Regions from separate parts of the Homo sapiens genome. Here region 2 is linked to region 1. A link is an interaction called in ENCODE POLR2A ChIA-PET data of the cell type or tissue named here. Cell type or tissue: Panc1. All regions are shown on one strand.

What was found. ChIA-PET counts read pairs that join two places held together with the same protein. Peaks named below come from ENCODE experiments on the same cell type or tissue, not always from the same donor. Only the 100,000 strongest peaks of a DNase experiment are listed, where the experiment ranks them.
Region 2: POLR2A ChIA-PET joins it to region 1 with 7 read pairs; 5 of 35 experiments call an interaction of 5 or more read pairs at or near these places.

The regions. Positions count from the first base shown.
Region 1 is chr1:236,367,492-236,371,491 of GRCh38, reverse strand. It overlaps a transcript of EDARADD not described here. Among named protein-coding and RNA genes, the nearest start is that of EDARADD, 25 kb to the left of the region's middle. In Panc1, no CTCF peak of the experiment used is centred here; no DNase peak of the experiment used is centred here; H3K27ac peaks cover 1,784 bases.
Region 2 is chr1:236,135,029-236,139,028 of GRCh38, reverse strand. No RefSeq gene overlaps it. Among named protein-coding and RNA genes, the nearest start is that of GPR137B, 5.5 kb to the left of the region's middle. In Panc1, CTCF peaks have their summits at 1,154 and 1,365 (motif pointing right); no DNase peak of the experiment used is centred here.

The DNA.
Region 1 (4,000 bases):
GATGTCTTCTCTTGCCACTCCTTTTCAACATCATACTGGAAGTCCAAGCTAAGGCAATAAGACAAAAAAAGGAAATAAAATATATTAATTGGGAAGGAAGAATTAACACTGTCTTTGCAGATAACATGATGGTCTATGTAGAAAATCTGAAATATTCAATGACAACAGCAAAAAAACCTCCTGAAACGAATAAACAATTACAGCAAGGTTGCAGAATCCAACATTAATATACAAAAGCCAATCACTTTTTCATATGCCAGCAATGAAAAAGTAGAATTTGAAATTAAAAACACAGTACCATTTATATTAGCTCCTCTAAAAATGCAATACTTAGGTATAAATCTAACAAAATATGTACAAGATCTATGTTTCTTGGGGGGTACTATGCAAACCTACCCCTAAAGTCCAAGGAAGCTGAGAGGCTGAAGAAAGAGGCTGACAAACTCAGATTGAAACTGCCTTTGCAAAATTATGATTGAGACAGTGAAAGACGTCTAAGTTAACCGACTCCATCTTGCTTCTAACCTCCAAGCTGTCCTTCTTTATTCCTGGGTGTAGGCTGAACTAACTTTGAAAGAAACTTAGTTTATAGTTTACAGTTTAAACAAAGACCTCCTTCTTGCCTGGGGACTAGATTGCCTTTGTAGGAGTAATATTAGCCACAAGATTATAAATTATGGTTTAGGAGTCATGCAGCTGGAGGCTACAAGCTTCTGACTCTCCCTAAACTGCTCCTAAGATCAGTGTGCTTGGGATATTTTTCCAACCCTGCACTTGATGGATCAGCTGGCACCACCCTGATCAATAAACTGGCTCATCTGATCTTGTGGCCTCCCACTCAGGAACTGACTCAGTGCAAGAAGACAGCTTTGAGTCCTTATGATTTCATCTCCGACTGATCAGCACTCCTGGCTCACTGGCCTCCCCCTACCCACCAAGTCATCCTTAAAAACTCTGTTCCCCAAATGCTGGGGGAGACTGATTTGAGTAATAACAAAATTCTGGTCTCCCACACAGCCAGCTCTGTGTGAATTACTCTTTTTCTACTGCAATTCCCCTGCCTTTTTTTTGGAGACAGAGTTTTGCTTTGTCACCCAGGCTGGAGTGCAGTGGCATGATCTTGGCTCACCGCAACCTCTGCCTCCCGGGTTCAAGCAATTCTCATGCCTCAGCCTCCTGAGTAGTTGGGACTACAGGCACACACCACCAAACCTGGCTGATTTTTTGTATTTTAGTAGAGAGGGGGTTTCACCATGTTGTCCAGGCTGGTCTTGAACTCCTGAGCTCAGGCAATCTGCCCGCCTGCACCTCCCAAAGTTCTAGGATTACAGGTGTGAGCCACCGTGCCTGGCCAATTCCCCCGTCTTGATGAATCGGCTCTGTCTAGGCAGTGGGCAAGATGAACCCTTTGGGTGGTTACATGTTTCTTAGAAAGAAATAGTTAATAGGGACTTCTGAACAGAAGCCATGACTGTGTCTTGGGTGGCAGTGAGACAAGATGGTGGATCCCTGCAACCTTATCCCTTAGACCCAGCACTTACATACCAAAGAGAAGTGGTGGTTCAGAAGGGATGTGTAGGACAATTGAAGTATGATAACATCAAGGATAGTTGAAATATGATAACAATTTTTTTTTGCTTTTTTGGTTTTTATTGAGACAGAGTTTCGCTCTTGTTGCCCAGGCTGGAGTGCAATGGTGCAATCTCGGCTCACCGAACCTCCACCTCCCAGGTTCAAGCAGTTCTTCTGCCTCAGCCTCCCAAGTAGCTGGGATTACAGGCATGCACCACCATGCCCAGCTAATTTTGTATTTTTAGTAGAGACGGGGTCTCTCCATGTTGAGGCTGGTCTCGAACTCCTGACCTCAGGTGATCCACCTGCCTCGGCCCCCCAAAGTGCTGGGATTACAGGCATGAGCCACCGCACCTGGCCGATGTATGATAACAATTTTATGATAAGTACCGGCTCTTATACAAAAAACAATGGATAAACTGGAAATCTTAGACGGCTTCCTGGAACAGGGGTTAATCAGAAGCCAAAATGGCAGATGAGGATCCAAATGAAGTTGCTTTGGCCTCTGCAATCTGTATAAGGAAAACAATAAAAGAAAAGATGAAAGAACTCGAAGAAGAACTAAATAAATGAAAAGATATTTCATGCTCATGGGCAAGGAGACTCAATATCATCAAGGTGACAGTTCTTCCCACCTGGATCTATAGATTTAATGCAACTTCAGTCAAAGTCCCAGCAAGTTACTTTGTGGATATCGACAAACTGATGTTAAAATGTATGTGAAGGGTCAAAAGACCTAGTAGAGCCAATTCAATATTGAAGAAGAATAGCAAATTTGGAGGATTGACAATACCTTGCTTCAAGACTTACTATAAAGCTAGCTATAGGCTGGGCACAGTGGCTCACACCTGTAATCCCAGCACTTTGGGAGGCTGAGGCAGGCAGATCACTTGGCTCAGGAGTTCAAGACCAGCCTGGGCAACATAGCAAGACTCTGTCTCTAAAAATTTGTTTTAAAAAGGCATATTCCTTACCTCAAAAATTTACATATTCTTGGGAAGACATACACAGATAGTAAAAGAAAAATACATAGCTGGATCATGGATTGTCAAATGATTGATACAGAAAGCAAGTACTATAAAGCTTAAAAGAAATAGAAATATAAGAGAAAGATTTTTTAGAGTTGTAAAGTTCACAAGACTAACAAGAGGTAAAAGTGTTGTAAGAATGACTGGATAAAAGCCGCATGCGGTGGCTCACGCCTGTAATCCAAGCACTCTGGGAGGCCGAGGTGGATGGATCACCTGAGGTCAGGAGTTCGAGACCAGCCTGACCAACATGGAGAAACCCTTTCCCTACTAAAAATACAAAATTAGCCAGGTGTGGTGGCGCCTGCCTGTAATCCCAGCTGCTGGGGAGGCTGAGGCAGGAGAATCGCTTGAACCCGGGAGGCAGAGGTTGCAGTGAGCTGAGATAGCGCCACTGCACTCCAGCCTTGGCAACAAGAGTGAAACTCTGTCAAAAAAAAAAAAAAAAAAAGAAAAGACTGGATTGGGGCTGGGGTGAGAGAACAAAGATTATGAAGACAAGAGAATAATGTGAATGGTTATACAATGAGAAATCGAACAATAGCTAAATAACACTTGGCTGAAGTAAAGATTTCTACGGGACATAAGGTTGGAAAGAGGTGGAAAAGCCCGACTGAAGACCTTAAATGCCGGCCAGAGGCTTCCTTGTGATGCTGATGGTGGCAAATATTATGAGTTATATGATGAAAGTTTTATGACTTTTTGGAGGTATAGAACTTAATTTTGACTGGATTCCCAATATTTTATATTACTTACTGGGATTGGATTTTTTCTTTTTATTTGAGACAGGGTCTCACTCTGTCACCCAGGCTGCAATGCAGTGTCTCACTATGTTGCCCAGGCTGGTCTCAAACTCTTGGGCTCAAGTGATCCTCCTGCTTCAGCCTCCCGAGTAGCTGGCACTACAGGTGTACACCACCACAAATGAATAATTTTTTAATCTTTTGTAGAGACTAGGTCTCGCTGTGTTGCCCAGGCTGGTCTCGAATTTCTGGGCTCAAGTGATCCTCCAGCATCTGCCTCCCAAAGTGCTAGAATTACAGGCATGAGCCACAATGCCCAATCAAGAGTATACTCCGATTATGCTTTTCCTCTTTATTTTTCATTAGAGTCAGTTATGAAATGTATATCAACAGTAGCCTGTGTCTGAGTAGGTCCCTTTTTATAAATAAATAAGCCAAAACATCTTAGCCCAAATGTCTCATTTTAGGGTTTGAAAAATATTGTGGCTGGGCATGGTGACTCACACCTATGATCCCAGAACTTTGGGAGGCCAAGGCTGGAGGATCGCTTGAGCCCACGAGTTTGAGACCAGCCTGAGCAACATAGTGAGACCTCGTCTCTACAAAAATGAAATAAAATGGGCTGGGTGCGGTGGCCCATGCCTGTAATCCCAGCAC
Region 2 (4,000 bases), 230 kb after region 1:
AATTCACCCACTGGCATGAGGAGTCTGAAATAGCCAGGGTCTCAACTTTTATTTCACTTAAACCACACTTGAATCTCCTGGGGTAGAAGAGTTCCTCCTTGGTTACTAAGACCTTCAAACTAGCCAAGCCTAGAGGCGAAGGAACGGGAAACAAAAAAATTTGCAAGTAAGTCACTGAGTGTTAGTGAAAGGTGCCATTCTCTTGGTTCCTGTAGCCATGTATCCTGACTGCAGGACAAATAGCACGATATGTCAGCTTTGGGTTCAGAAGAAATTCTATATATTATAGGACACCAATGCTACCTTTCTGTGCATTGTTGTCCTGCAGGCACAATAACTAAGCCTACAATTGGTCATTCCACCACTGGATAAGGCCAGCTGCTACTTGAGGGACAGAAATTAGCCTACCACGTTTCTTCTTTTAGTATAAAGTGAGGTCCTTGGTCAGAGCAATATTGTATAGGATACCATGATGATGAGCAATGCATTCAGAAAGTCCCGGGACAATAACGCAGGCACAGGAGGCAAAGAAAGTCAGTCCAAGTTCAGAAACATTGTCTATTACAGCAAGGACAAATTGCTGATATCCTACGTGATTAAAGAGGTCTATATAATCTGCTTTCAGGTGGCTGTCTAGGACTTCCCCTGAGTTTGAAACCTCTTGAAAGGCTCAGAGTTGGCTGGCGATACTCATGAAAAGCCAGGTCAGCCTTGGTGGGGAAGTCCAGATTGTTACAAAATGGATCAGTCAGTCCCTGCCTGCATGGTCACTGTGTCCATGAGCCCATTGAATAAGCAGTGGGCTAACTGGGGACAGAAGATGTCTTCCATACCCAGGGCAGGTAGACATGTCCACCTGAATGCTGAGAGCCTCCAGTAGAGCTGGGTGTTTTGGGGAACCTGACTTGGTGGCTTGATGGATCAAAATAACATGCAGCTCAAGACGGGCAGCTCAGACTCCATGGTAATCTGCCTTCTTGATGAGACATTCAGTCTCTTCCACAGCCCAGGAGCAAGCCATCTCTTTCTCTCAAAAGAAAAATAGTTATTTGACAAATAAGGCATGTATGTGTTCCCAAACCCTTATAACTGACACTGTGATTCTCCTAACAGGGCTTGTCACAGGTAATGTACACCTCTCCAATCTGCCATTGACACTTTGAGCACCGTTAGATCCACGGAGTCATGGATGACAAAACAGATGGCATTGCAGCCTGAACCAAATGGAGCATCTCCTCTGCCTTGAGCCCCTTCTCAAAATTAGCTCCCTTTTGAGACACCCCATAAGTGGGTCAGAGAAGCCCACTAATGTGACAAATATTGCTTCCATAAATAGGACCTCAAAGCATTACGCTTCTGCTTCCTGTAGGAGGCGGTGTCAGCTGTAATATCTCATCCTTCATTTTGGAGGAGCTATCTCAACCTAGACTCCCTGAAATGCTTCCGTGAGGTCACAGGCCCCTGTAGACTCATGAGATTTACATGTTTCTTACATGCCTAGAATAACTGCCATCTCTGCCTTGTGGGTCCTCATAGCATGATGTCATTAATATAGTATCACTGTGATGTCCAAAAAACATTAAAATGATTAAGAGTTCTGAAGACCAAATTGTGGCATGAAGCCAGAGTTGACCTAACCCTGAAGGAGATAGGAAAGTATCCTTACTAGATGAGACAAAGTGGCTTTTGGAGTTCTTCACTTATTGGGAATGAGAAAAAAACCATTTTCCTCCAGAGGCTGTGTGGGCTTGCTGTATTGAAGTCACCACCATATGAAGCTTATGATTACCTGTTTTATTTTCCAAGACCCCTCCATCTGTGTACCAACTGAACAGTTAGATGAAAAAGTGATGGGAGTTTACCACTTCTTTTTTTTTTTTTTTTGAGATGGAGTCTCGCTCTGTTGCCCAGGCTGGCATGCAATGGCGCGATCTCGGCTCACTGCAACCTCTGCCTCCCGGGTTCAAGCAATTCTCTTACCTCAGCCTCCCGAGTAGCTGGGATTACAGGCGCCCACCACCACGCCTGGCTAATTTTTTTGTATTTTTAGTAGAGACGGGGTTTCACCATGTTGGCCAGGCTGGTCTTGAACTCCTGACCTCAGCTGGTCTGCCTGCCTCGGCCTCCCAAAGTGCTGGGACTACAGGCGTGAGCCCCTCCGTCCGGCCTTTTTTTTTTTTTTTTTTTTTTTTGAGGCAGAGTCTTGCTCTGTCGCCCAGGCTGGAGTGCAGTGGCGTGATCTCGGCTCACTGCAAGCTCCGCCTTCTGGGTTCACGCCATTCTCCTGCCTCAGCTTCCTGAGTAGCTGGAACTACAGGCGCCCGCCACCATGCCGAGCTAATTTTTTTGTATTTTTTTTTTAGTAGAGACGGGGTTTCATGGTGTTGGCCAGGATGGTCTCAATCTCCTGACTTCGTGATCTGCCCGCCTTGGCCTCCCAAAGTGCTGGGATTACAGGCGTGAGCCACCGTGCCCAGCCTTTTTTTTTTTTTTTTTTTTTAGATGAAGTCTCGCTCTGTTGCCCAGGCTGGAGTGCAGTGGCGTAATCTTGGCTCACTGCAACTTCCGCCTCCTGGGTTCAAGCGATTCTTCTGCCTCAGCCTCCCGAGTAGCTGGGATTAGGAATTTACCACTTCTTTGGCATCCAAGTTCAGGTCTGAGAGTTGGATGCGGGTACAACATTCTCTGATGGGATGGTTTAATTCAGATCTAGGGAGTTTTTATTTTGCTTTTGTCAACTATATTAAGCAGGTCCACAGAGGACCGCCCATCTCATTTGTCCTAAGAGCTCATATTCAATTAGTTTCTGCCAAAGATCTTTGATGTGCAGGCAATTCTGATTGTCAGACTGGCCATTCTCAGACTGGTCATGATCATCTTGCCTTCTATTGGGATAACCTCTCCCTTACTGGTGGTTGTGCTGCCATTGAACTCTGGCACCCAGGATCCTGGCAAACATGAGGGAGTCCATTCATCTCCAGCCGCTCTCAATAGCATCCCTGATGTACAGAGTATAGCTACGACAGTACTTTTGAGATATACTTCTCTCACCAGTGTCTCTCTCGGTGCCTTGACAAAGGGAGTGTCTTCTGGTCCCTCTCCAGGACCAGTTAGGGGATTGGTGAGTGGGATTTGCACAATAAATCCACAGCAACATTCCTATTTCCTGGGATTCCTGCTTCTACATTATGCTTGATAATTTCAGACCTCTCAGCTTCTCTTGAATGATGTGGGCTGCCATCAATTCCAGGTTTCATTCAACCAATGAACCAGACAAACAGACCCCTCCCTCTGCTCCAGGAAGCATATTGAACTAGAATCTCTTGGTAAACAAATGTTCTTTGCCTCCTACTCTGGTTTAGCACCCTTAAAATCCATTCCCACATGTATTCTGAAGACTTTTTTTCCAGAATAAAGAGCAAAGTCTTGTAGTTATTTTGGTGTGTAATTCTCCATCCAGGGTTGGCTTTATAAAATGAGGGATATGTTGGTATCTAGTTCTGTCTTTGAAGAAAATGAGAAGTGGGAGACACAAGGCAACTTGACTTCCTCAGGCAAGAACCATAGTTCTTCCAGCAAGGCAGGAACAGCCTCCTCACACGGAGAGAAAGGGCTGCTTTCTGTGATAAGGGGAGCTTTGTGCACTGAGTCCTTAGTCCCATCTGTCCCCATTCTCCATCCCCTGATTCCAACTCTTTCCAATCAGTCCCCGAACTATCACATAAGAGACCAGAGAAGGCTGTGCATTCAACAGATGTTGAAAATCAGAAACCTGGCTCAGTGCGGTGGCTCATGTCTGTAATTCCAGCATTTTGGGAGGCTGAGGCGGGAAGATCACCTGAGGTCAGGAGTTCGAGACAGCCTGGCCAACATGGTGAAACCCCGTCCCTACTGAAAACACAAAAATTATCTGGGTGTGGCTGTGTGTGCCTGTGTGTGCCTGTAATCCCCACTACTTGGGAGGCTGAGGCAGGAGAATCACTTGAGCCCGGGAGGCGAA